Regions from separate parts of the Mus musculus genome. Here all the other regions are linked to region 1. The links are chromatin loops, found by intact Hi-C in ENCODE. Cell type or tissue: left cerebral cortex. All regions are shown on one strand. Region 1 holds the start of Ccdc88a (coiled coil domain containing 88A). Region 2 overlaps Ccdc88a (coiled coil domain containing 88A). Region 3 holds the start of Cfap36 (cilia and flagella associated protein 36). Region 4 overlaps Ccdc88a (coiled coil domain containing 88A). Region 5 overlaps Ccdc88a (coiled coil domain containing 88A). Region 6 has its middle 21 kb from the start of Cfap36. Region 7 has its middle 31 kb from the start of Cfap36.

Evidence for each region. Hi-C counts contacts between places; a loop is a spot of excess contacts. Peaks named below come from ENCODE experiments on the same cell type or tissue, not always from the same donor. Only the 100,000 strongest peaks of a DNase experiment are listed, where the experiment ranks them.
Region 2: a loop joins it to region 1, with 5 times the contacts of the local background. A loop is called at or near these places in 2 of 42 quality-filtered maps.
Region 3: it touches region 1 in a loop (4-fold over the local background); 8 of 42 quality-filtered maps call a loop at or near these places.
Region 4: it touches region 1 in a loop (2.1-fold over the local background); 2 of 42 quality-filtered maps call a loop at or near these places.
Region 5: it touches region 1 in a loop (2.1-fold over the local background); 7 of 42 quality-filtered maps call a loop at or near these places.
Region 6: it touches region 1 in a loop (3-fold over the local background); 7 of 42 quality-filtered maps call a loop at or near these places.
Region 7: it touches region 1 in a loop (2.6-fold over the local background); 5 of 42 quality-filtered maps call a loop at or near these places.

What each region holds. Positions count from the first base shown.
Region 1 is chr11:29,372,091-29,376,090 of GRCm38, forward strand. It overlaps Ccdc88a (coiled coil domain containing 88A), which reads left to right and starts at 1,568. Exons shown (of 31, transcript NM_001363368.1): 1 at 1,568-2,320; 2 at 2,417-2,517. The coding sequence starts at 2,258. In left cerebral cortex, a CTCF peak has its summit at 1,580 (motif pointing right); DNase peaks (open chromatin) are centred at 1,492, 2,360 and 3,830; H3K4me3 peaks cover 3,122 bases; H3K27ac peaks cover 1,558 bases.
Region 2 is chr11:29,426,536-29,430,535 of GRCm38, forward strand. Ccdc88a (coiled coil domain containing 88A) reads left to right here. Exons shown (of 31, transcript NM_001363368.1): 6 at 2,798-2,881; 7 at 3,577-3,717. Among named protein-coding and RNA genes, the nearest start is that of Gm51886, 28 kb to the left of the region's middle. In left cerebral cortex, no CTCF peak of the experiment used is centred here; a DNase peak (open chromatin) is centred at 2,433; H3K27ac peaks cover 2,424 bases.
Region 3 is chr11:29,244,982-29,248,981 of GRCm38, forward strand. Cfap36 (cilia and flagella associated protein 36) reads right to left here and starts at 2,291. Exons shown (of 10, transcript NM_025740.3): 1 at 2,034-2,291; 2 at 105-169. The coding sequence starts at 2,148. In left cerebral cortex, no CTCF peak of the experiment used is centred here; DNase peaks (open chromatin) are centred at 1,691 and 2,407; H3K4me3 peaks cover 2,362 bases; H3K27ac peaks cover 829 bases.
Region 4 is chr11:29,433,284-29,437,283 of GRCm38, forward strand. The region is part of intron 7 of Ccdc88a (coiled coil domain containing 88A); the gene reads left to right. Among named protein-coding and RNA genes, the nearest start is that of Gm51886, 35 kb to the left of the region's middle. In left cerebral cortex, no CTCF peak of the experiment used is centred here; no DNase peak of the experiment used is centred here.
Region 5 is chr11:29,502,686-29,506,685 of GRCm38, forward strand. It overlaps Ccdc88a (coiled coil domain containing 88A), which reads left to right. Exons shown (of 31, transcript NM_001363368.1): 30 at 698-966; 31 at 1,167-3,449. The coding sequence ends at 2,120. Among named protein-coding and RNA genes, the nearest start is that of Prorsd1, 10 kb to the right of the region's middle. In left cerebral cortex, no CTCF peak of the experiment used is centred here; no DNase peak of the experiment used is centred here.
Region 6 is chr11:29,266,479-29,270,478 of GRCm38, forward strand. No RefSeq gene overlaps it. Among named protein-coding and RNA genes, the nearest start is that of Cfap36, 21 kb to the left of the region's middle. In left cerebral cortex, a CTCF peak has its summit at 1,568 (motif pointing right); a DNase peak (open chromatin) is centred at 1,575.
Region 7 is chr11:29,275,825-29,279,824 of GRCm38, forward strand. No RefSeq gene overlaps it. Among named protein-coding and RNA genes, the nearest start is that of Cfap36, 31 kb to the left of the region's middle. In left cerebral cortex, no CTCF peak of the experiment used is centred here; no DNase peak of the experiment used is centred here.

The sequences.
Region 1 (4,000 bases):
TAGTGAGTCTTGCTATCAGAAATCCTGAAGGTTCGTGCCCCACGTTGGACGCAAACAAACTTTTGCTGGGCGTGGTGGTGCACATCTTAAATCCCAGCACTTGGAAGGCAGAGGAAGAGGCAGGCAGATTTCTGAGTTCGAGGCCAGCCTGGTCTACAAGTAAGTTCCAGGACAGCTACACAGAGAAACCTTGTCTTGAAAACAAGCAAACAGACAAACAAACAAACAAAAGAAATCCTGAAGAAATTGTGGTGTTTAATTTAGTATATGATAAAACATGTTTACTGTTACCTTAAATTATGAGAGATGGAGAGATGACTCAGTGGTTATGAGCTCTGGTTGCTGGTGCAGAGGACCAGGGTTTGATTCCTGGCATCCAGTGGCTCATGGCTGCCTCTAACCTCTGTTCCAGGGAACCTAGTGCCCTCTTCTGACCTCCACAGGAACCAGGCACATAAGTGGGGAAGAAACATACATCCAAGGCAAAAATTCATACAATCAATGAAAAATAAAACATACAAAAATAGATATCATTAAACATATGAGTAGTCAAAGAGGATAGGTACTTGTAAGCACTGTGCAAACATAAAATGCATTGTAATATCACAATACCATATTGTGTTTGGAAAAAGATGTTTTCTATTCCATCTTATCCTGGACATGCTATGGGTATGAGGAAGAATAACATTTAATTTGCTGTGGAACTGTCATATTTTGATGGGCCCTCTAGTACATAAGATAAATGATTTTTAACAAATGTTTGTCACACAACTTGGATGATTTCTAAATATTTTCTCTTGTGGCTCTCAATTTGGATTTTTTTTCCCAGTGACCAAGAAGTCAAAAAATAATGCCTGCATCATGGAAACTCCAGTCAGGAAATCCCATGTTGAAAGGCAGCTTTGGTTATTCTCGACTCTTATAAATATTTCATATATATATAATATATAAATTATATAAATATATATTATATCTATAAATATTTCATATATATATGAAAAGACGGGAAAACAAAAACAACCTCCATCCCCCCAAGATGTGCTTTTGCTTCTTGCTGCAGCTTTCCTAGGCCTTTTAGGGGGCGAGAAAGCATGTTTAACAGAGCAAATCAAAGTGTCCGAAAGAGGATGTCTGCACCCCTCGTGTTTAAAAAAAAGATGGGTTTCGTTCCTTTTCCTTCACACATGAAAGAAGGCGCTCCAGGAGGAAAGAAACCATAATTAGACATGAGCGAGCAAGCAGACAGACCCGGTTCCTCAGTCTTGCCCGGTTCCTCAGTCTCGCCCCCTACACCCTGGCATCCGTCCGGGGCGCGGACTCGACGCGGGCCCCCGCCGCAGCTGCATCGTCCGCGCGTCCACGCTCCGCCAGAATCTGGGCGGCGGCGGGCCGGCCGGGGGCGCGCTCACGCGGGAGCGCGCTCTTGCAGCGGTTTTCTTCTCCCACAATCCAGAGGTAGAGGCGCGGGAGGGCGGGGAGTCGGCGGAAGGATACTGGCGCGGAGGGAGTGGCGCGCTCGCCCGCCAGGCCGGCGGCGGGTGTGCTGCGGCACTGCGGTTCCGAGGCCGTTACCCTAGCTCCTCCAGAGGGCGGCGGAGGAGGCTGGAGCGCGGCAGCGGAGCGTCCGGGCGTCGCTGAGGCACACGGAGGCTGGCGGGGCTCCTGCAGCCGGACGGTCAGGGACACGCCTCGGTGCTCCGGACCCCGGCCAAGGCCAGGGCGCTGAAGCGAGCGCGAGGCCGCGGAGGGATGCTGAGCGCCTGGAGAGGGGCGAGCCGCGCCTGAGGCTGTGAGGTTGCGGGCAGACGCTCCCAGCTCTCGGCGCCCGTGCCCACTGGCGGCCGGAACGCCCAGAACCGCTCGCCCAGGTCCAGCCCGGCCCCCTCGGCCCCCACGTTGGGCTTGAGTTCTTGGCGGCCGCTGCGCTGGCCGGCTCCCCCCGGGAGCGGGGCAACCTTGACGGGCTTTTTGTCTCGTGCCCCGGCCGCTCTCCGCGTCCTCCTCCTCCAGATGCCTTTTTTCTGCCCCTCCTCACCGGGTGCAGACTGCCAGCATCGGCTGCGGCTCAGCGCGGGATTCGGGCTCGTTTCCCCGGGGGGGCTAAGGAGGGACAGCTCTTCCCCTTCTTCGATGGGATTTTCCTCTCCTGCCGGAATGAACTTTCATTGATTCCGTCTTCTACATTTACTGACCAATTCCCTGGGCGTATTTGTGGTACTTCCTCCCCCCGCCCCCTCCTGAATATATAATCTGTAAAATGGAGAACGAAATCTTCACTCCCCTTCTGGAGCAGTTCATGACCAGCCCCTTGGTCACTTGGGTAAGGAAGATGTCCTTTATGGTATATTTGGCCGTGTTATTTGTGGCTGCAGAGATGGAGGTGGGCGTTCACGTCGTGATAATCCTTCTGTTCTAGGTTAAAACGTTTGGACCTCTGGCTGCAGGAAATGGGACTAACCTGGATGAGTATGTGGCTTTAGTGGATGGGGTATTCTTGAACCAGGTCATGCTCCAAATGTAAGTGTCTTCTTCTTTCTTGGTAACTTATATTCTTTGAAACATTACATACTTTGAACTTAGATTTCACGACTTAATTTGGTTCTTTGGCCAGAAAAAAAAAAATCAGGTAGTTTAATTGGATCTTGGAAGGAGCGGTATTCTTATGTGCCTGCCCCATTTATCACAACCAAATAGTTATACCTGTTAAAATTGGTAAACTTTATCCGTGACTTTGCCAATTCTGTTTTGTCATTTATTGTCTTGACTGCTGAAATTCAAACTACATTGTGTCATCTTTGGTCATTTGGTAAAATGACGGAGATAGAGAAATCTTGTCTACCACAGGGAAAAGACTTAACTGAAGTTATATATGTGGAAAGATATTTATTAACCTTTTTAGTATAAGAATAAGTGGTTCAAAAATGGAAAGTGGTGAACTAATATGTTTCAGAAGTGAAAAATTCAGTTAACATTACAATTGGTCAGGAAGACTTTGTAGCAAACAATTTAAATATCCAAGTTTGATTAGATGGCTTATTGTGTTATTGATGAATTATTAAATTGTTTAATATTTGAGGAATTGTTTAAAGGTATTTTGAGGTTTATAAATAACTGAAGTCTTGAGAGCTGGGTTAATTAGTTAAATCTTTTGTTTGTAATACTGAGCATCTGTTAAGTAGGAATGGGGTTTTTGAGCTAGAAATTGAATATTGAAAGCATATCAGTACTTAGATCAGAGTAATACAAATGACTCCATTTTATTGTTACGGTATTGTAGTGCAGATTCATTGTGAGTACTAAAGTGGTTATCAGTTGCTGAAGATTTAGACTTCTTTCTCAGTCCAGTATCATTACAAGAATCTTGTACTTTTTGACTTGAAGATACTTCTTTTATATATGTGAGAAATTAATTCAGTATAAATGCTTGTTAGAGTCTGTATACTATTCTGTTAATTTTACATATATCAATTCCGTTTTTTTTTTTTAATGGAAATTATTTTTCTTTTTATACTTTCTATTTTAAGAGGTTTTTGCGGGTTAGGTTTTTGTCACCTTGACACAGGGATCTTTAGGGAGAAGGAAACCCTCAGTTAGAAAATGTCTTTGCCCTTCCCACCTGCAGGCAAGTCTGTGGGGGCATTTTCTTGGTTGCTTCATGTGGTTGCTTCATGCCCAACCCACCGCTGACAGTCCCTACCCTGGGCCGGTGGTCTTCGTTTGTGTAAGAAAGGTAGCTGAGCAAGCCAGAGGGACCTAGCTAGTAAACAGCCTTTCTCTGGGCTCTCAGCTTTAGTCCTGCCAGCTCCTGCTGGGACTTTTTTTTGTTTTTCAGTGATGAACTATTACCTAGAAGTAAGAGGAAATAAACCCTTTCTTCCACAGTTGCTTTTGGTCATGTGTATATCATAGCAAAAGAAAGCAAGCTAGGACAAGGTTAGGAGTGAAGTGCAGAAGGATTGTTCCAGTGCTAACCTCTGTGCCCTCAGAGGCTGGTACTGTT
Region 2 (4,000 bases), 54 kb after region 1:
CACACCAGCCCCCTATTTTAGGGTATTTTTTTGCTTTTGGTTTTTTTTGTTGTTGTTGTTGTTCTTTTGTTTTTATTTTTGTTTTGCTTTATTATGTAGCTCTGGTTGACCTTCAACTTTTGATTCATGTACTTCCACCTTCCAGTGCTGGGATTGCAGGTGTGCACCACCACTCCCAATGTATACAGTGCCTGGAATTAAACCTTTGTGTTCATGTATGCTAGGCAAGCACTTTACTAATTGAGCTACAGATCTACCTATAAAATGAGATTTTTGTAAACAAACAAATGAATTCACTAGTAATATTTCACATTTATTAACATAATTTTATATTCTAGAATTTGTTGGCTTTCAGAACTGACTGCTTCAGAGATACAATGTTTAATATACATATACTTTTAAACATGTATATGGATCAATATGACTGTGTATACATGTATTCAATATAAACATATTTATGGCAGATAATGATCAGGTCACGATTAATGGTATACCTACCACCTCAAGACATTTTTTTTTTGTTTTTGTTTTAAGGGCATACAAAAATCCTTCTGTACTATATATGACATTACACCCTATCCATTTATCTGTGTACTAGTATCAATTAGTAGTCCCCTGTTCTAATCTATTTCTACTCTAACCCATCATCTTTCTCTTCTTAATATCATTTCTAGCTTCTAGTAGCCACCATGGGGGCACTATTCATATATAAATTAAGTCATTACATTTCTTTAATATGTTGTACATGATTGTTTATTTAACAACCAATTAAATATTTAGACATATGTCGTTTTTTTATTGTTGCTATTCTAATTTGGTTATCAGGTCTTTGGTTAAAAACACTTTCCTTACTCATTTATAGCTACTATATACTGCATTTGTATTTAAACATGCCTTAGTTCGAGCTAGAGAAAGTACCCAGTGAGCTGAAGGAGTTTGCAGCTCCATAGAAGGAACATCAATATGAACTAACCAGTACCCCCAGAGCTCCCAGGGACTAAACCACCAACCAGAGAGTACACATGGTGAGACTCATGGCTCTAGCTGCATATGTAGCAGAGGATGGCCTAGTCAGTCATCAATGGGAGGGGAGGCCCTTGGTCCTGTGAAGGTTTGATGCCCCAGTGTAGGGGAATGCAAGGGCCAGGAAACGGGTGTGGGTGGGTTGGTGACCAGGGGGAGGAGGGACGGGAGTGGGGAGGAATCAGGAAAGAGAATGACATTTGAAATGTAAATAAAGAAAATATCTAATTAAAAAACTATCAAAAATATCTTAGTTTGTGAATGTTATAATAATCAGTGTAACAGAGTAACTATACTGAAATAACAGTGACTTGTAAGGCTTATAAAATGGAATGTATATTTCTTTTTTAAACCACTACAGAAAACCATAAGACAGTTGTATTAGGGTACTCTGAATGAATCTTAATTATTAAATTTCATAATAATCCTGCTATTTTATGTTCTGATTGGCTAAAAACTCTTCCTAAGTCAGTAAATACAGAAATGTTGAAAGGTTGGGATTGCTGTCTCTGTAAAGCTGCTTTATACATGCTGTAAGTATACAATTAGAAAATTAATCCACAGTCGTTCTTACAAGACCTGTTTAATAGTCCTGAGCCCGAAACAGGTTAGTGTTTTTTAAAAAAGCATGTTGATCCCAATTCCATTCCCTCCAAAACTCTTCAGTTTCTACTCATAATTAGAAATTGTGCTCTCCTGGTAATTTATTTGTAAAGATCTGTATATCAGCAATAGTTTAGTTTTCACTGAACATAGAACTCTAGGTGAAGTATGGATTGTGTTCAGATGATTGTATAATGACAACAGTAGAGCATTAGAAACGTAACTTGAATCAGAGCTTTGTTAAGTTTCTTAATGATCAAAAGAACCAGTTTTTCTTTTTGAGGGCTTATTGTCTTTTCTGGCTCTGTACTTGGCCCAGGAGATGCACAAGGCAGCACTGTCTATTTTGTATGCACCTCTCATTTAGTGCATACAAAATAAGTTGGATTAGCAGCTATATTGCAATGTAAGAGATATAGACAAGCAGAGATGAAGATGTGTGTTGTTATTTAATCCTTGTTGGAAAAAGATATGGTTCATACTTTATGTTTTTAACTAAAATAAAACTTTAAAAAAATTAACAATAAGAAATAACTATTTGGTTACATGTTTATTTATATACAGGATTAAATTTTGCTTTTGGTTACTTTGTTACAGTAGAAACAAACCAAATATTTATTGTATTACCTTACAAATGTTGAACTGGGTCATCAAAGTTAGTTTCTTTTATTAAGATTAATAGGATGAATATGAGAGAATAAATTATAAGCTTGAAGTAAAAATCGCCTAGTTTCTTTTCCTCAAGAAGAAAGGCAGTGTTGTTTGGTGACAGTTGGGGACTGACTGAGCATTTTGGCAGTATTCCGAATTCTGCCACTGACTCACTGTGGGTTTTGGCAAGTAACTTGTTCCCTCTGAAACAAGTTCTTGATTCTTTACTTCTCTGTTTATAAAGTTAGCATAATAATATCCTGACCTCAGATGTGTTGTATAATATGTTCCTACTTTAGAACTTTCTAGCATAAAATAGTATAGATTTCAGTCCATGGCTCTTAAATGTTTCGAATTATTGCATCTTCATTAGGTAAGTGTATCTGAAAGGTTATCTAAATGGAGAACAAAACCCTCAGTGTGCTGTTCAAATATAATGCTTGCTGCATTTTTATTTTTATATAGCATTTTAAGGACAATACAGAGTCTGAATGGTCTCTCCTCCCACTCCTCATTTCAGTGTCAGAAAAAGGAAGAATTTATTGAAAAAATTCAAGGTTTAGATTTTGATACGAAAGCAGCAGTTGCTGCACACATTCAAGAGGTAACCACTTATATATATTAATTTTTATGAAGTTTATAGTGTGTTTTCTAATATTATCTCCCCAAATACTTAGTTACAGGATGAACAAGAACAATTAAAAATCAAATATAAATTAACCTTTTATATTTATATCTTCTCTTTAGAGATAGATGATTTTATAAGTGAATTTTATTATGACACAGTGCTTACTACACATTTACTCTCACTATTGTCTATGAGGAAATGAAAATCTTGGAGTGCAATTTTTGTCTTTATTAGGTAGCACAGAATGAATGATAGGGGTAAGATAATAGGCTTTGTCTTTATGTGCTTTTTTTTTCTTAAATGAAGATCATTTTTATTGAGCTGTTATTTGGATTACACAAGTACATTGATTTTAAAAAATATTTATGTAAATATCTGACTCATAATGTACTATGTCAAATTATTGATGATAATTTATTAAAATTTATTTTAAAATTGTGAAAATTAGTAGTATTTTAAATATTCTCAGAGGAAGGTATTTACTATATCATCCTTTTCTTAGTTAAGAGTCCAGATGAGAATTTATTTAAATTTAGTTAAAATGTTTGGGGTGTCATCATTAACTTCAAATCTCCTTCTTTCTGCCTTTGTAGTTAATTTTGTTCTAAAATGAAATCAATAAGCATTAACCCTTCTAATAACCTTTGATTATTTTTCTTACCTCTGTAAAGGTAACTCATAATCAAGAAAATGTATTTGATCTGCAATGGATGGAAGTGACAGATATGTCTCAGGAAGACATAGAACCACTCTTAAAGAATATGGTGTCACATCTAAGAAGACTGATAGATGAGAGAGATGAACATTCAGAGGTTAGTAAATTTATTTTATCATAAAACTTTGCTTTCTTAAAAAAAAATTAGGTGGTGGTGGTGGCACATGCCTTTAATTCCAGCACTCAGGAGGCAGAGGCAGGTGTTTCTCTGTGAGTTCAAGACCAACCTAGTCTATAGAGAGCAAGTTTCAAAACAACCAGGGCTGCACAGAGAAATACTGTCTCAAAAAACAAACAACCTTCCCAAATAAACAAAAAAAGATAGGTTTCTAGAATTGATACCCTGTTTCTTTGGAAGAGGTAATAAACAATAATCTTCC
Region 3 (4,000 bases), 130 kb before region 1:
TGTGTGATCTAGGCCAGCCTGGTCTACACAGTGAGTTCCAGGCCAGTCATGACTGCATAATGAAGCCCCATCTCAAACAACAAAAATCAGGGGGAAATACTCACCAGCTCTTTGTATTCTTGATGGATTTCTGTGTAGGTTAATTTGCTTTCTTCTTCATCATCAAAAACTAGATTTATAATAATAAAACAGTGTAAAAGAACAAATCATTTAATTAAGTACAAATATAGAAATCTTATAAATGTCCTTGCAGGCACCTGTTCTCTCTCCCCTTCCACCATGTGGGTTGTGGGTTGACTCAACTCATCAAGTTTACCAACACTCTTGCCCCTAAGCCATCTTCTCAGTGCCTTTATTTTTAACATTTATGTACCTGCACTTGACACTTTATATTTTACTCTTTACTTGTGCACCTTCTATGGTAGACTGTAAACTTTTTAAGGATAGCATATCTATCCCCAGTGTCTGCTCTAAGATAACTCAGTGAATACTGAAAGGTTAATATCACAGAGCTGTCCAAACTAATCGTTAAGCATTCTGAGGCAGAGAACAGCACATTGGCAGCCCCACATCAGTGAGGTATAAAGTTATTCCAAGTGTTCTGACTTCAATTCTTTTTACATTGCATTTGGTCTCTGTGACACTTCTCATGCATTCAATACAAATACTAATTCTTTTCAGTTCTAAAACTACATCATTGTGGTGTGTTTGTAAGCCCTAGCTTTGCTTCTCTGTAAAAATGCACAATCAGCTGTTACTACCGAGATGTAGCCACTCTTGACACCTGTGGATGGATAGAAGGCATACCATACCCCACACAATTTCTATTAAGGATTTAGTCTCAAAAATACATGAAAATCAGTGGGAGACATAATCCCTCTTGCAGGAGGCCAGGCTATCCCCATGATTCATCAACCTTTTAACAGCACTCTAAATTCTACAGGAACACAAGTCAATTGCTTTGCTTTCTGATCCTTCATAAAAGCTGCCTACCAAAACACTTAACTCGTGTTTGAACTTTAACAGTTAGAATAAAATAAAAGGTTCAGTGATCAAACAACATTCTTTCTTTACTAGATTCATAGAATTTTGGGTTTGAGAGAAGTCTTGCAAGACAATTCAGGATAAGAACCCTCTGTTAGCTGAATCTCAAACAAGCTGCATTGCAGTACAGTCACTGTCGAGTGTATGCAGATACTTCAAATGCCTGGGAACCCATTAACTTTTCAAGCAGGCCACCTCATCCTAGAAAAGTGTATAAAAGATTCCCTTCACTGAAATGTGTTCTCTGCAGCTGTGAGTCAGTATTCACTCACCCCAGCTCTATTGCACCGATCTTTACAAAAAGTCTGTCCCCCTAACCTAAGACACAAGTTCAGACGATATATATTGCTACCCTCCAAGTATTGCCTAGGCAAAAAAAAAAAAAAAAAAAAAACCAAGATAAAGGTTGGATAGGACATCGTTTGTGATTGCTTCTCTATGAACAGAGTCCAATTCGTCTTATGAACTCGGATATGAGCGTGATATGAACCGATCAGAAAGCACTGATGCTGGTCCTTCAAAAGAATGCCACATTTGTATATCTCGTTTGTTAGAAAGCTCTTCCTCCCCATCGCCTGCTTTGGTCCTGCCGGAGTAATCGAATGCCCCCCTTTGCAGATAAAATGGCCAGAGTGAATTTGTCATTTCATAGGCTGAGTCCACAGGGCGACATCTCAGGGGTCAGAAGGAACTCGAAGAAAAACGACGTTTTCCCCAAATAACTGAGGAAGATGCTGGTTACCCAAACAGTCCACTTGCGCGGGGTAGAAAGATACGGGGTGAAGTGACAGGCCGAACATGGGATTAAAGTCTAATGTCTTCAGGACAGGCGCTCGGGCAGAGTGGGTGAAAAGTCTTGGTGAGCAATTTCACGTCTGCAAACAAACGAGCCACTCGGGAAGGGATGTACGTAATTCCTTCTACAAAACTGTCCTAGGCCCGGCAGGCAGAGACAGTAATATTTGGCTTGTTCACAGTCTGGTTCTTACCTTCGCATTTCTGCTCCACAAAGTCCAAGATGGGGATAGACCAATCCGGGCCCCGCAGGAACCCAGCGATGCTCTCCACCACCCATTCCACTTCGTCCTCTTCTTCCGCAGCCATCCCGCTCGCACCCGGCGACGCGGACGCCTAGGCCGGATTCCCCCAGCCCTGTCTGGCCTTTCGGCCGCAGGAAGCGACGGAGAATGCGGGCAGCAAGGTCCCCGCAATCGCCGGGCCCCCAGGTTAGACACCACAAACCAGTTAACGTAAAATGGTCGCTATGACAACGTACGCAGCAGCCCGGAAGTGAGGCCTGAGTCCTGAGCTCCTGGAGGGGGGGGGCTGGATTAGGAACGTTTCCTATTGGCTAGAAGAGAACGGGGCAAACGATAGCCCTCCACTCATTGGCCCGTAGTTGCTAGGCTGAGAGCAGACGCGCGGGCATTGGCTACTGCGCTTAGAGACGGCGTTCGCGCTCCCGTGTGCGCGCGGCCCGTCTCAAAATGGCGTGCTGAAGGCGTGGCTTCCCTGAGGACCTCCTCCCACCTCATCCCTAGCGGTCTTCAGACCCCCTGGCCCTTGAAAACAAAATTGAGAGAAATATGCTCTGTGAGGTTTACTGATTGATTCTGCAAGCCGTTTGCTTGCTGTCTAAGGATGGGTCTAAGCTTAGTTAACAACAACTAAAATTAGGACAAGTATAAAATCAGTTAATCTCCATTTAATTAGGCTTTCATAGACAGTATTTAGAAAGTATCAAGGTTGCTCTCTTCCTACTTAAGAGCCAGAGGACTCCCAAGAATCTTATAACTAGATGTGGTGGCCTACACCTTTAATCCCAATACTCCTGATAGCCACAGGCAGACAGACCTGAGAGTCCCAGGCCCACCAAGGCTATATAATGAGAGTGGTGAGGAGCTGGAGGAGCAGACTCTACAACTTCAGTTTCATGAAAGTGGAAGTGGAGGACTCAGTGAGAACCAGAGGTGACTGTGTGTTGGGCCGACAGCACAGTACCAGGTCTGGTTGAGGGCAGGAGCTACATACAGCAAATGTTCATGGAAAGCTCAGGAGGAACTAAAGGGGTATTAGAGGCAGAGGACCCTGAAGATCTCAACGTTTCAGTGGTTCTCAACCTTCCTAATGCTGCAGCCTTTTAATACAGTTTCTCGTATTGTGGTGACACCCAACCATAGAATTATTGCATTGCTACTCCATATTGTAACTTTACAACTGTTGTAAATCTGGTGTGCAGGATTTCTGATCCGTGGCCCACAGGTTGAGAACTATTTCAATATATACTAAAGCTGTTGATAGAGGACCCAGCTCTCAAGTCAGCAATTAGTATGTTAGCTAGTTAATCTTGTCTTCTGTCCAAGAATTTCCTTATGGACGAAAAGGTCATTTCTGTGGGGATTTGTCTTGTCACCTGTCTCATCATTGAAGTCTCTGAGGACCACAAAAGCTGCTGAGCCACAAAAGTCATCAAAGGGGCTCCAGGCCCCTCCTTGCTGCCCAGCCTATGGCTCCTCAGGAGCTGTCCAAAATGGCGGTATCACAACATCTCAGCCTACAGCCATCATAAGAGCCGTAAGAGTGGTCCACAGTGGCACACTGCTTTTCTCACCTCATCGGGAGCTGCCCCTCAGGAGCTGTTCATAATGGCCACACTTTTCATGCCTCAGCCTACAGCTTTCATGAAGCACCACTGCAGAAGCTGTCCACCGTGGCAGCACCTCCTCTCTAGCCCCCCCCACACACACACACACACACACCACACACACCACACACACACACACACACACACACACACACACACACACACAAACAGCCCCACAGAGATGGAGCCTCAGGTAAAGCCAGCTACATCCAGGAAGGACTTCTCACCCTAACCCATGGGCCCGATGAAAGGAAAATGGGGTGAAAAAAAGAGCCACCAATTCCTGAGCCACCCCATATTCAAGACTTGAAA
Region 4 (4,000 bases), 61 kb after region 1:
ATCATGTGGTTGCTGGGATTTGAACTCAGGACCTTCGGAAGGGTAGTCAGTGCTCTTAATCACTGAGCCATCTCTCTAGCCCAGAATTGTTCTTTCTAACTCTGTAAAGAATTGAATTGGAATTTTAATTGCGGTTGCATTGAATCTGTAGACTGCTTTTAACAAGATGGCCATTTTTACTATATTAATCCTGCCAATCCACGAGCACGGGAGAACTTTCCATCTTCTGAGGTCTTTGATTTCTTTCTTCAGAGACTTGAAGTTCTTGTCATATAGATCTTTTACTTAATTGGTTAGAGTCACACCAAGAAACTTTATATTGTTTGTGACTATTGTGAAGGGTGTTGTTTTCTTAATTTCTTTCTCAGCCTGTTGATCTTTGAGTAGAGGAAGGCTACTGATTTGTTTGAGTTAATTTTATATCCGGCCACTTTGCTAAAGTTGTTTATCAGCTGTAGGAGTTCTCTGGTGGAATTTTTGGGGTCACTTATATATACTATCATATCATCTGCAAATAGTGATGTTTTGACTTCTTCCTTTCCAATTTGTATCCCTATGATCTCCTTTTGTTGTCTAATTGCTCTAGCTAGAACTTCAAGTACTATATTGAATAGATAGGGGGAGAGAGGGTGGCCTTATCTAGTTCTTGATTTTAGTGGGATTGCTTCAAGTTTCTCTCCATTTAGTTTGATGTTGGCTACTGGTTTGCTGTATATTGCTTTTACTATGTTTAGGTATGGTCCTTGAATTCCTGATCTTTCCAAAACTTTTACCATGAAGGGATGTTGAGTTTTGTCAAATGCTTTTTCAGCATCTAATGAAATGATCATGGTTTTTTTTTTTCCTTTGAGTTTGTTTATGTAGTGGATTACATTGATGGATTTCCATATATTGAACCATCCCTGCATCACTGTGTTGAAGCCTACTTGATTATGGTGAATGATCATTTTGATGTGTTCTTAGATTCAGTTGGCAAGAATTTTATTGAGTATTTTTGCATCGACATTCATAAGGGAAATTGGTCTGAAGTTCTCTTTCTTTGTTGGGTCTTTATGTGATTTAGGTACCAGAGTAATTGTGGCTTCATAGAATGAATTGGGTAGAGTACCTTCTGTTTCTATTTTGTGGAATAGTTTGAGGAGAGTTGGGATTAGGTCTTCTTTGAAGGTCTGATAGAATTCTGCACTAAACCCATCTGTTCTTGGGCTCCTTTTGGTTGGAAGACTATTAATGATTGCTTCTATTTCTTTAGGGGTTATGGGAATGTTTCGATGGTTTATATATCCTGATTTAATGTTGGTACCTCATATCCCATTGGACTTGCAAACTTTATATGCCCTAGTACCGGAGAACGCCAAGGCCAAAAAGTGGGAGTGCGTGGGTAGGGGAGTGGGGGGGGGGGGTATGAGGGACTTTTGGGATAGCATTGGAAATGTAAATGAGGAAAATACCTAATAAAAAATATTAAAAAAAGAAAAAGAAAATTGTCCATTTCATCCAGGTTTTCCAGATTTGTTGAGTAAAGGCTTTTGTAGTAGGATCTGATGATTTATTTTTTATTTCCTCAGTTTCTGTTGTTATATCTCCCTTTTCATTTCTGATTTTGTTAATTTGGATACTGTCTCTGTGCCCTGTGATTAGTCTGGCTAAGGGTTTATCTATCTTGTGGATTTTCTCAAAAAACCAGCTCCTTCTTTGGTTGAGTCTTTGTATAGTTCTTTTTGTTTTCCCTTGGTTGATTTCAGGCCTGTGCTTGAGTATTTCCTGCATTCTACTCCTCTTGGCTGTATTCAGGTGTGCTGTTAAGCTGCTAGTGCATGCTCTCCTGAGTTTCTTTTTGGAGGCACTCAGAACTATGAGTTTTCCTCTTAGCACTGCTTTTATTGTGTTCCATAAGTTTGAGCATATTGTACCCTCATTTTCATTAAATTCTAAAAAGTCTTTAATGTCTTTCTTTATTTCTTCCTTGACCAAGTTATCATTGAGTAGAGTCTTGTTCAGCTTCCGTGTGTATGTGGGCTTTCGGTTGTTTTTTGTTGCCATTGAAAACCAGCCGTAATCTGTACTGATCTGATATGATGCATGGGATTATTTCAGTCTTCTTATATATGTTGAGGACTTTTACATGACTGATTATATGGTCATTTTGGGGGAAGGTACCATGAGGTTCTGAGAAGAAGGTATATTCTTTTAATTTAGGATGAAATGTTCTATAGATATCTGTTAAATCCATTTGGTCCATAACTTCTGTTAGTTTCACTGTGTCTCTGTTTAGTTTCTGTTTCCCTGATTTGTACATTGATGAGATTGGGGTGCTGAAGTCCTCCACTATTATTGTGAGGTGCAATGTGTGCTTTGAGCTTTAGTAAAGTTTCTGTTATGAATGTAGGTGCCCTTGGATTAGGAGCATAGATGTTTAGAATTGAGAATTTTTCTTGGTAGAGTTTTTCTTTGATGAGTATGAAGTGTCTTGTCTGATATTAGAATGGCTACTCCAGCTTGTTTCTTGGGACCATTTGCTTGGAAAATTGCTTTCCAGCCCTTTACTCTCAAGTAGTGTTTGTCTTTGACACTGAGGTAGGTGCGTTTCCTGTATGCAGCAAAATGCTGGGTCCTGTTTATGTATCCAGTCTGTTAGTCTATGTCTTTGTATTGAGGAATTGAGTCCATTGATGTTGAGAGATATTAAGGAATAGTGATTGTGGCTTCCTGTTATTTTTTATGTATTTTAATATTTGTGTGGTTATCATCATTTGGGTTTGTTGGAAGAAGATTACTTTCTTCCTTTTTCTAAGGTGTATTTTTCCTCCTTATGTTGGTGTTTTTCCATCTACTATCCTTTGTGGGGCTGGATTTATGGAAAGATACTATGTAAATTTGTTTTTGTCATGAAAATACTTTTTTCTCCATCTGTGGTAATTGAGAGTTTTGTTGGGTATAGTAGTCTGGATTGGCATTTGTGTTCTCTTAGAATCTGTATGACATCTGCCTAGGATTTTCTAGCTTCCATAGTCTGATAGGTCTGCCTTTATATGTTACTTGACCTTTTCCCCTTAGTGCTTTTAATGTTCTTTCTTTGTTTGGTGCATTTGGTGTTTTGACTATTATGGGATGGGTGGGATTTATTTTCTGGTCCAGTCTATTTGGAGTTCTGTAGACTTCTTGTATGTTCATCGGCATCTGTTTCATTAGGTTAGGGAAGTTTTCATCTATAATTTTGTTGAAGATATTTACTGGCCCTTTAAATTGGGAATCTTTGCTCTCTTCTATACCTATTATCCTTAGGTTTGGTCTTCTCATTGTGTTCTGTATTTCCTGGATGTTTGGGGTTAGGAGCATTTTGCATTTTCTTTGACTGTTGTGTCAATGTTTTCTATGGTATCTTCTGCACCTGAGATTCTATCTTCCATCTCTTGTATTCTGTTGGTGATGGTGTCATCTATATCTCCTGATCTCTTTCCTAGATTTTCTATCTCCAGGGTTGTATTCCTTTATGATTTCTTTATTTTTTTCTATTTTCATTTTTAGATCCTGGTTGGTTTTGTTCAGTTCTTTCACCTGTTTGTTTGTGTTTTCCTGTAATTCTTTAAGGAATTTTTGTGTTTTCTCTTTAAGGTCTTCTACCTGATTACCTGTCTTCACTTGTCTTTCTTTAAGGGAGTTATTTATGTTCTTCTTAAAGTCCTCGATTTTCATCATGAAATGTGATTCTAAATCAAAATCTTGCTTTTCCAGTATGTTGGGAGAACACTATTCCAGGGCTCACTGTGGTGGGAGAACTGGGTTCTGATGATGCCAAGTAGACTTGGTTTCTGTTGCTTAGGTTCTTGCCTTTTGCCATCTGGTTATCTCTGGTGTTACCTAGTCTTAGTGTCTCTGACTGTGGTTTGCCCCTCCTGTAAGCCTGTGTGTCAGTATTCCTGGGAGACCAGTTCTCTCCAGGAGGAATTTAGGTATAAAGAGCTGTGGTATAGTGTCAGCTCTTTGGTGAAGACAGAAA
Region 5 (4,000 bases), 130 kb after region 1:
CTTGCAATCCCAGCATTTGTTTTAGGATAGCCTGGCCTACATACTGAGATCCAAACCAGACTAGGCTATACAACGAAACCCTGTCTGAAATACTGTTTCATTTTTTTATGGGACTTGTCTAATTATTTCATGTCTCCTTTCAACTTTCCTTTTGTGTATGGTATTAAGGGTGTTTTGGGACATGTTTAAGGTTTTTTTATTTAGTATGAAATCTTTGAATAAGTAATTGAACTGAGACTCATAGAGACAGAAAATAAAGTATTTTTTGCATTTAAATGTTTGGTGTTTTAACATTCTGTAATAATTTAAAATATGTCTTTTTTTCCAAATTGTGAGTTATTTTATAGTTATTTGAGCCTGAATTGTTGTTTTTTTACTTGCTTTATTCATTCATTTAGTCTTGAATATATTGAATGACTGTTTAATGTGAAACTCTTTAGGATTTGACTTTGGTGATAAAAGTATATTTTTACTCTAATAGAACTTAAAATATTTGTTGGTTTAATAAAACCAGAAAAGCAGCTGTGGTATCCAGTTGTTATACTGAGGAACAAGTAACATAGCTTACCTAAGTATATGTAAAATGAAGTTTAAAGTCAGTGAGACTACTAATAGAGTTAGAAACCTGCTAACAAATATTACATAGTATTGTCTCATTTCTATTATTGAAGTTTCAACACACCATTTACTCCAAAAGCAGGTGCAGTTAATATCCAAAGCAGGCCACAAAGCCACAGCAGTGGAGATTTCAGTCTGCTTCATGATCATGAGACTTGGTCTAGCAGTGGTAGCAGTCCAATTCAGTATTTGAAAAGACAGACCAGGTCAAGCCCTATGCTCCAGCACAAAATATCTGAAACAATAGAGAGTCGAGCCCATCACAAGATGAAAGCTGGCTCCCCAGGAAGTGAAGTTGTTACTCTACAACAGTTTTTGGAAGAAAGCAACAAGCTTACCTCAATACAGGTTAGTTCTTTATATGGTAAACTTGATTTAAATGAGCAACACTAGTTAAATGCATTGTAACTGAACCTTAGGAGGGAAAAAAATTAAGTTATAGTGTACTAAGAGATAACACCAACTCTTTAGTGTGTAGTTCAGTTTATCAGGAGACTAAAAATGTCTATATTCTTGTCTATAATCTGCACTGTTTTGCCTTTTAACAGTTGAAGTCCTCGAGTCAAGAGAATCTTTTAGATGAAGTAATGAAAAGTTTGTCTGTGTCTTCCGACTTTCTGGGGAAAGACAAGCCAGTTAGCTGTACCCTGGCCAGGTCAGTAAGTGGAAAGACTCCAGGGGACTTCTATGATAGACGGACAACTAAGCCTGAATTTTTGAGAACTGGTCCTCAAAAGACTGAAGATGCCTACACCATCAGCTCTGCAGGGAAACCTACACCAAGCACTCAAGGAAAGATAAAACTAGTAAAAGAAACCTCTGTGTCAAGACAATCAAAAGATAGCAATCCTTATGCCACTTTACCTCGTGCAAGCAGTGTGATCTCTACTGCTGAAGGAACAACTCGAAGGACGAGCATCCATGATTTTTTGAGCAAAGACAGTAGACTGCCCGTGTCAGTCGATTCATCACCACCTACTGCTGGTAGCAGCAGCACTACAGCATCTAGTGAGTACCATTTACAGCAGTGGTCCTCTGACATGCCAACACATTCTGAAGACACATCTGAGTCCGTTTATACCCAGGCTAGAAATTCAAGTTCAGGAAGGCCATGTTTTCTAAACCAAACTTTTGCCACTGTTAAAATGTCTAATGATACATTTGGAATATCAGGTAATGATAGCCATGAGACATTTAGTGTTGTTCATTCATCTCAGCCATTTCTATCCCTGAACACAGAACTAGTTAGTAACATAAGTGGGTTACCTCCCAAGTCACCACTCACTAGAATAACTGGCCAGACCTTTGCCTCTTTGGATAAAACTGCACAGAAAGATAACAAACATTTTTCTGATAGTCAGAACCCCAGTCACAGTAAGACACAGTTCTCTGAAGATAGCGATCTTATCATTCCTGCATGCCTCTACCCTGATGACACAGACGTTGCATTATCGGTTTCAGAGGACAGCCAAATTGTTTGGTATGAATATGGTTGTATTTGATCAAAACTGCATAGTATGTTAATATTACTCATTAGGCTTATATTAAGATTGTTACAGAGTTCAGCTATATAAAAAGGCATGTATATAAACACCACACCAAAGTCTGCATGAAATAGTAATTGCATTGTGCATTTTTGCATGCCTTTTAAACCCCACCCACATTTCTTTTACATCTTTTTAATGCTTGATAAAGATGATAAAGACACTTCATGTCATGGATCATGTCCAAGTAGCTGCATGTTCTGTTATCAAGAAAACATATCCAAGTCATTGTTTGGCTGCTTCTAAAAAGCATGTTCATCGCTCTTCCTGCTGCCTGCTCCCCAGCCCTCTCCTTTGCTTCCTGAATGTGCACTTCATGCTGCACATGCACAGCATTCATAAGAAAATGTTTTTGAAATGGTATTTTTTTGTCACTTAATCATGTTATCTTTCCTGTTCTCTTTTCAAAGAAATAGTTAATAGTTCATCTTTATTTGAACTAATGCTTGCACTTATAAAACATTGTTCAAATTTAAAATACTGTTTATTCATAAATGTGTTATTCCTGGAGTTTTCTATCAAATTTAAATGTAACTTACACAGTGAGTAGGCATGTTTGTATTACAGTTCCCTTCTTGGTGCTGTTCCTTTCCCGATAAATGCAATAGCTTAACTACTTCCCCTTTATTTTTTTGGTATCCTTAACACAAATTTTTCCAGTTTTTTTTTTAAACATATGAGTCAAAGAGAAATAAACCAAGTTACTTATTACCTTGGGAATTTGTATTTTTACTTCAATTCAGAAGAATAGCAAGGTTTTTAAATGATGAAAAAAATTAACTTCTGTCATTAATTTATTACTAAATGTAAATCCTTAATGCAAACTTTTTAAAAATTAATACATTGCGCTAGAGTATAAAATTAGAACTTGTGAGCATAAAAATGAAAAATACACTATGTAGTCTTTATTCTAAAATCTGTTGTATTAAAAACATAGTCTTGCCTGGTGTATGCCTTTAACCCTGGCAGTTTGGGAGGCAGAGGTGAGTGGTTCTCTGAGTTCCAGGCCAGCCAGCGCTGTGAACTGGGACCCCGTCTCAAAAAGTTCAAACAAAAAGAAAACAAAACAAGCAAAAATAGAAAAATAGTCTTTAGCTCCCCACGCTCTCAAACAGTACACACACACAAACGCACACACACACACACACACACACACACACACGACAAAGATACTATCCATAAACATGGACTCCAATGTCATATAGTTTTCAATTATCTTTCTGTGTTCATGTCAATCTACACCAAATCAGCTTTAATTCCTCAGCATTAAAAAAATCTATAATCTTATTTCTGCAGGATATTTAGCTGTTTCAGGAATGTTTTAATAATTTTGATTCAGCCTAAATATTACTGATAAAACTCCGCCTTAGGTAGGTGCCATAAGAAGCTCTATGAGTGAAGGGATTAGTGCTTGTGTACTTAACCTCGCTGAGCTGTCATTAATACCAGACAAAAGGGAAAATCTTCAGTCTTTGCCTGACTAAAAATCTCTCCCCTGGTACATTCCCAGGATCACCTTACAGATAGATCCCTTTTGTTTATATTGCTGACCATATGTTTCTTTCCTTACAGCTATTCTTAAAATAGTTCTGAGACAAGTGATCAGATGAACCCAAGCGGTATTTTACATATTTTAGTACCACCTAATAGGCTTACTGCATGAATATATCATTACCTTATACTATGAATTTTTTGTCTAGTCAGTCTTAATACTTCAGACATTTTTGTGCTGTTTTCCCTTTTGTTCATAGCCTACTAATAAATGGTAAGCTGAGACTGATGCAGCACAAAGACAGAAATGCTTTACTTAGCTTTGGACATCATGAAACAAACCTTAT
Region 6 (4,000 bases), 110 kb before region 1:
CAGAGTTGAGTAATGGCCCTAGCTAGCATTCTCCTTTTTACTCAACCAAAGACCCATTCATGGAGTACTGCAACCCACACTTAGTGTGGAATCTCATTCCTCAATTACCTTGTATACAAACTCCTCCAGAGGCATGCACAGAGGTTGTCTCCTAGATGATCCTATCTCCTCTCAACTTGACAATACAAACAATTTCAGGAACTATAGAGTGAATTGAGACACAGCCTCATTCCTGACCTTCAGAACTTGGACTAGTCTGTAGGGTCCATCTCATTTCTTTACTGCCAAAATAGTTTTGCTGCACAGATTGTTCATAGCCATGAATTTCTCAATGATAGGCTATTAGCTTTTATGTCTTTCAGGACCATTGAAGAGTGTCTTTAAGGACAATTGTAACCATTAGTGGAATTCCTAGCAAGATATGTATTCCAGGTTTGGCAGAGTGGGGGGCATGTTAGGTAATTTAAGTGCCTATGAGAGAGAGAGAGAGAGTGCATTTGAGTCTCTAAGACAGCTACAGGCCTTTATAGGACAGAAAATTTTGTATCAGAAATACCATAAAAGCCTGTGGAGTTAGCTGGTCCAGTGGCATATACACTTTAAGCCCAGCACTCTGATGGCAGAGGAAGATGAATCTCTGAGTTTGAGGTCAGCCTGGTCTACAGAGCAAGTTTCAGTACAGCTAGGCTACACAGAGAAACTTTGTCTTGGAAAACAAAAACAAAAAACCTCCAGAGTCTAAAAAAAGCCTCAGCAAGTCTGATGTTTAAACATCATGCCCCGCCTAGGAAGGGAAGGCAACACCCATTTAGGTAGGGTAAAAAAAGAATGACTAAAAATATTCATCTAGTATACATATTAAGGAGGCTGTGGGCTAACGTGATGGCTCTGTGGTTAAGAGTGCTTGCTGCTTCTTCCAGAGGTCCTAAGCTCAACTGTCAGCACACAACCCTCAATAAGTCCAGTTCCAGGGGACCCAGTGCACTCTTCTGACCTCTTCTGACACTAGGCATGTATACATTGGCAAAACTGTCACACAAATAAAATATTTTTTTTTAAAACTTCAAAATAAAAAAGGAGGGTGTAAATTGAACTTATTGGGACTTGCTATTGATAGCAATGAGAAGGACCAGGGTTCAGAAGTTCTAACAAGAAGTGGTCAGGGCAGAAAAATCACTCCCATATTGATATGAAATATAATTGTGATCCCTGCTATTCTGAGAGTCGGTAGGTGCTCATTCATAGAGATGGAAAATGCAAGAGACTGTATAGCACCCGGGACCCATCAATTCTCAAAGCAGAGGGGCCTCTTTCCCTCTGGAGCATTTCACAGTCCAGGAACAAAGTTGGGAGCACTTGTTCTTTTTTTTTCAAAAAAGAAGTGAGCATGAGGTCCTTGGATGGAAATTGGGAGAGGGGATATTCTCTTCCAGTATGTTCCCACTTTAACGGACTGGATATGGTTCTTGGATGGGGGCATCGAACCCAGTGGATTTGGGAATATCTTGGCTACTTTAAGATACCTTTGATTCAAAGCTAGCATGGCTCTGGTTCAGTGAACTAGACAGCCACTAGATGGAGCGCTAGGTTTTCCTGAGATGGCATGGAATTAGGCAAGGATCCTGACCTTTTTCTCTTTCTGAACTGTCCTGGTCTTTTCTCTTTTCCTTCTCTCCAATTTACCCATTCTGACTCTTGAGGTTTCATCCCTGTTTTAAGTACCTTGAGGCCATGTCTAATAAAGTAGTGAAAGTACCCTGGGGTTAGAAGGAGCACTTCATTTAATCTTTGAAGTTTTTGCTTACTAGCTGGAGAGGCTTGTCTTTAAACATGTACAGCTAGGATTTTCCAAACTCTCACAGTCTAGAATATATGTGATCTTGGTTTGAGCCAGCCTAGAGAGTACTGTTTCCAGAAGCTCACTGTGTCTTTCCCATCACTTTAGCCCTTTCCATCTGATAGTTTTGGTAAGTCATTTTTCCCGTCATTACTTTTATCAGTGTAATGAACAGGAGTCTGAGTGAGGCATGGGACAGAGCCTGGCCAGGCCATATTAAGTGTAGCCTCATCAGCTCAGGCTAAAGACAGATACACAACATGGAGGAGGTAATAAGGACGGCACTCTTAACAGTGCCAGATTAGGTAAAATGCCAGAATGAGTTCTTATGAATCTTTAATGAAAGTGGAAAGATGCTGGCTAAGTGACCCTTGTGTGGATTATATTATGGGCAAGTTAGACATGGAGAAGAAGATGTGTACTCAGATGATGTCCCTGTCTTAGTTAGGGCTTTACTCTGTGAATAGACACCATGACCAAGGCAACTCGGTTTGTTTGTTTGTTTTTAAGATTTATTTATTTCTTATATGTAAGTACACTGTAGCTGTCTTCAGACACTCCAGAAGAGGGCATCAGATTTAATTATGGATGGTTGTGAGCCACCATGTGGTTGCTGGGATTTGAACTCAGGACCTTCGGAAGAGCAGTTGGCACTCTTAACTGCTGAGCCATCTCGCCAGTCCCCCAAGGCAACTCTTATAAGGACAACGTTTAATGGGGGCTGGCTTACAGATTCAGAGATTTGGTCCAGTATCATCAAGGCAGGAGCATGGCATTGTCCAGGCATGCATGGTGAAGGAGAGTGCATATCTGTGTGCTGAGGGAATGTTGGGAGGGAAGAGGAAGAGAGAACAAAAATGAAGCAGGGAGAGGCACAGGTATTGGGTGCAGGAAGCTAGACCAGAGGCTAAGCAGAGATGGACCATGTCAGGAACATCAATAATAGGGCATCTCGTGGTGTGTAAAGAGAGTCTAGTGGGGCACCTAGAGAGTCTTTCACACCTAGGGGTGAGAAGTCCTGTGAAAGGCCATGAAGCTTTGATATGAGGAATTTGAGTCCTTTCCTAAATTATGACAAAGAAGTCTAATTGTAGGGTAAAATTATAGCTTGTGACATGAACTAACAGGCTATCTTGATCTGGAGTGGGTTTAAGAACAAAATCTATTACAAACAAAAAAAAATGTGTCTTTTCTTTTTGAGAATCTGAACATCAGATTTAAAGCCATAGGAGTACATTCCAGGAGTCAGAGGAGATAGAGAGCACAAAACCATCAAGCGAATCCTGCCTAAGATTCATTGTTCCACCTCTGTTATTGATCTTCCCTGCCTTACATGTACTTTAGTCTGGAAGCCTTCCTGGCTAGCCAAACCCACCTAGTTGGTCAAGCCAGACTAACCTGGAGGGGAAACCTTTCAAATAAAAACTGATGTAGGGTGGGGGATAAGACCCCTTTGTTCTGGGGAAAGCAAAACCTGGCCATGTTCAGATCTATGGGATTCGGAAGTGTATCTGTAAGGGAATCCCAGGCACAAACACCATGTCTTGTGTTTTGCTTGCTCTCACTCTGGAAAGTCACACAAATTCTGAATAGAAAACTAGAGTGAGCAGGAGAGAAAAATGCATCTGTGCAGATGCATCCTGGACATGCTACCAAGGCCAGATCTTCAATGTTTCTAGTGGGGCTTCAAAAAGGAAGAAAAGTAACCACTTTCCCCTTCAGCCCATATAACTGGGCATCTTCCCTTTACCTTGCTCCAGTCATGGGTAGAATTTATCAGTTTCTAAAGGAAGGTAAGATTTTCTACAAGGGCTTAACTCCTTAGCATGTATTTTTCTGGTGACAAAGTTCCAGAATCACAAACAAAAAACCTTTGTTATTAATGGAGAGCCACCATATCCAGGGGCTTCTGTTACCTGCCAGCCTCTTAAATTTTATTCTATGTGTATGGGTGTTTTGTCTTCATATATGTCTATGTACCACATGCATGGTGCCCTCAGAGGCCTCAGGAGAGGGTATTAGATCCCCTGAGACTGGAGTTACAGACAGTTGTGGTCAACAACATGATTGCTAGGAATTTAAATAAGGTTCTTTGGAAGAGCACCCAGTGCTCTTAACCAATGAGCCATCTCTCTGGCCCATACCAGCCTCTTAGCCCACCAC
Region 7 (4,000 bases), 96 kb before region 1:
TGAAGCAGACACAGGTGAAAGGATGTTCTGCTAAAGCAAGCACGTCAAAGGACATGTGAGGAAGGAGTCTTCACTAACAACTTGCATGTATCGGTCCACCTTACATTGTGTAGTTGAGCTGTATTTGTTGGGATGCCATAGAGAGAAATGTACCAAAAACAAACAAACAAACAAACAAAAACTTCTGGTGGTGTGTCTCTGCTTTTTTGCCACTTCTGTGTACTTGGGCAAAGTGGCAAAGTGATGTCAGCTGAGGCAAGAGACTTCTGAGGCCAGACCCAGACATATGATGTTTGAAGATTGTTTAGAAAGGACTGGACACAGTGTCAAGAGGCTGGGCTAGGTTGGCTTAAAGAGCTAGCTGTGCAACACTTGTGAGTCTCAAGTCTTCACTGATCTTTCCTTCACTGATGCACAGTCGAGAACTTCTCCTGGCATTCCTGTTGGCCCTGGTTCTTCCTGCTGAGGCCTGGCTATCCCGGCTAGGTAGTGCCACTGCTGCTAGTTCGTGTTTGCAGACTGCTGGTGTATCTGTGAAGTGTTTGTAAGTGGATCGAGCTACCAATATTTACCTGTGAACTGAACTACCAATTTCCAGACAACACGGACAGAAGATTCTCCAAAGAATAATTTCTAAACAGGTCCACTTCCCTCTTATCCTTTCTTTTCCATTACCTCTGTTAGGTGGTGGGATAAAAGGAAGGTTAAATTATTTAAGAACCATCATTAAAAATAGATGTTGAAAAAATTAGATTTACAACTTCACACTATGATAGTGTGTATTTAGCATTTGCTAAGTACTGAGCATGGTGACAAGTATCTTTTATACGTGTTCTGTGATAGAAATGTGTGTTGACAGGTATCTAGACTGATTCCAAACATTGGCTACTGTGAGTAGTGCCACAATAAACATGACTATGAAGGAATGTGTTGGGCATACTGATTTATTTCCTTCAGATGTGCATCTAGAAATGTGATAGCTGGGTCTTATGGTACTTATACTTCTAAGGACTTTGTTGTTTTGTTTGTTGGAAGCAGGGGTTCATTTAACTCCAACTGGCCTTGAACTGACTACATAGCTAAAGATGACTTGAACTCTCCAGCCTCTACTTACCCATTACTAGCAGAACCACTATGCTCTGTTTCTATGATGTTGGAGCCATGACTTTGTAATGGTAAGCAAGCATTCAATCAGCCAAACTATATCCTGGCCTATGCAACACCTTTATTTTTAACTTAGTGAAATGTTACAGCTGTGGTTAAAATTCTTTCTAAGCATATGCGTGTTTTGTCTACTGCATGTACTCTGCCTTTGTGTGCCTAGTGTCCACTCCAGGCCAGAAAAAAATATCAGATCCCTGCAATTGAAGCTACAGCCAGGTTTGAGCTGTCATCTAAGTGTTGGTGACTGAGCCTCAGTCCTCTGTAAGAGCAGCAAGTACTCTTAACCACTGAGTCATCTTTGCAGCCCCTTGTATGACTTTTTTTCTTGTATGTATGTGTGTGTGTGTGTGTGTGTGTGTGTGTGTGTGTGTGTGTGTGTGTGTGTATTTGGTAGGGTAATTCACTATGTAGCCCTTTCCTAGCTTGGAACTCACTCTGTACACCATACTGACCTCCAACCGTCAGTTTATCTCCCTCCAAAGTGCTGGGGGATTACAGGGCTAAGCCAGCCATGTCTAGCTCTCATCTTCTAATTGTAGTATTTACACCCCTGGTGTAAATGTGTTCATATTTTCACATTCTCTGAGGTAGATGTGAGCAAGCTCCTCTCCCTCATCAGGTCCTAACAATAAGACCCAGAGTACAATTTCACTACAGTTTACCCGGGAAAACAATATATTTATTAAGCTTACTTATAGATGTGAGTGAGGGGTTATTGTCAGGTGTATGGGTGACCCCACTAGAACGTCTATGGATACTTTCCCATAGTTGCATAGATGGTCCTGCTTCTTCTACTCTTTCCAGGATCCAGAGGTCACACAGTTATCTCAGAATTGCAAACAAATGGCTGAGAGGAGTGGCCAGACACTCAAGTACTTTGGAGATTGCCATATTAGTAAAGGACTGAAGAAATTATTGTGATTTTTTTTAAAGGAGCCAGTCTCCTCACTTTCATAAAGGAGCCTATTCTCTTCACAATGTTTGGCATTAAAAGACTGTTGGAATTTGGGTCAGAGCTAAGCACATGCCTTAAATCTCAGCAGTCTGGAGGTAGAAGTAAGGAAATCTCTGTGAGTTCGGGGCCATCATGGTGAATTACAGGACAGTCAGGACTACACAGCGAGACCCTCTCTTAAAAACAGCAGCAATAAAGCGTTTGGATCACACAACAAATTACTTGATATAACAAACTTGAAGAGAAAAAGATAGTCTCTGAGGTTTCAGTCATCTTTCACTCTGTGAAGGCAGGGCATCGTGGTGGTAGAATGTGACAGGCTACTCTCCTCATAATAGGAAGAAGAGGAAAAGGAAAGCCTCCCAGAGACAGGCTGCAGTGACCTACTTCCTCCAACTAGGCCCCACTGCCTGATTTATACCTCATAAAAACACCATTAGTTATGACCCCATCAAGGGATTGAGCCAATGATAGCTCAGGCCCCCAGAATCCCACCATCTTCCAAAGGCCCATGATCTGGAACCAAGTCTCCAGAGTAACCTCCGCCAGACGTCTCATATTCAAACTATAAATAAAGACTCTGTGAACATTTGATGAATAAATTAATGGTGACCTAGTAAACAGTGCCTCACATTTGCCTAAAAATAAAGCATTGCTCTTTTCTGATCCCAGGGAAATGGTAGAGGTGGTGTTATCCTGACAGAATAGGACTTGTTTTTAATCCAGGAAAAATATGCTTGAATTCTAGGTCAAATGCCTTAAAATTATTATTAGCAATAGATTTAAAAATACCAGAGAAACAGAAGTGCCATTTCAAAATATAATGTATTGTCCATGTAGAGTGTCACTAATTAACTATTTAATTGCTTCTCCAAACGATATGAACTCTGCTTTCAATAGAGGGGGAAGGTCCATGTTATGATGCTGTAAGTTGCTTTTATTGAAGCTATAGACTTTTTTCAAGTTCTAAATTATAGGTTCTTTGTAAAATATCCTTACTCTGCTATTTCGTTATATAACAGCAAACCATGGGTTGGCATATAAATAATTACCTGACATCTTAAGATTCTCCCAAAGTCCTACATTTTTAGCATTTGTGAATACAGTATATCATAATTTCCATTATCTTTTCAGTTTTTGTTTTATTTTCCTCAAAATGTATAAAATATTTTTCAACTCAGTTTAAAATAGAGGAGAAGAAATAGAACTATGTGTACGTGTGTGTGTGTGTGTTGTACATGTGTGTATGTATCATGTTTGCATGTGTATGTGTGTGGTGTCCCCACCATTTACATGAGACCTATGGGTTATAATTCTGGTCCTCACACTTACATGACAACTGTTTTACTCACTAAGCCATATCTCTAGTCAAGATGTTTATATTTTGTGGAATCAAAATTGTGTATTTCACTTTTATTTTTAATCTTTAATATGAAAACTTGCAAATATGTACGAAAGAAGTGCTCTTTCAGCAATTTTCAGCATTATTTTGCAACTGACATACCATGACAACATGTATAGGAAATACTAAAAGGGGATTTCTAGGCCAGGTTAAAGGCAAACCTGACTCTCCAATGGCTACAAGAAAGAAGTGTAAACTAAAGAAGTCAGCAGCTGACTCTAGGCACTTTGTGGTGAAATAAGTATTACTGAGGGTGGCCACCAGACAACAGATCGTGAAAAAGAAAAAGATGGGACACCAAGGCTCAGCCTCAGCATGGTCTAGCCATCCCCAGGAAACTTACCTTCTTATTAATATTGAAGGAGAAAGGGGAGAAACATTGTTTTAAAACATAGTCATATATTTAATTATATGATAGTATTTTATTATGAGATAGAGTACCTGTTAAGTTTTTCTTTTTTGAGTTTTAAATCTATTTT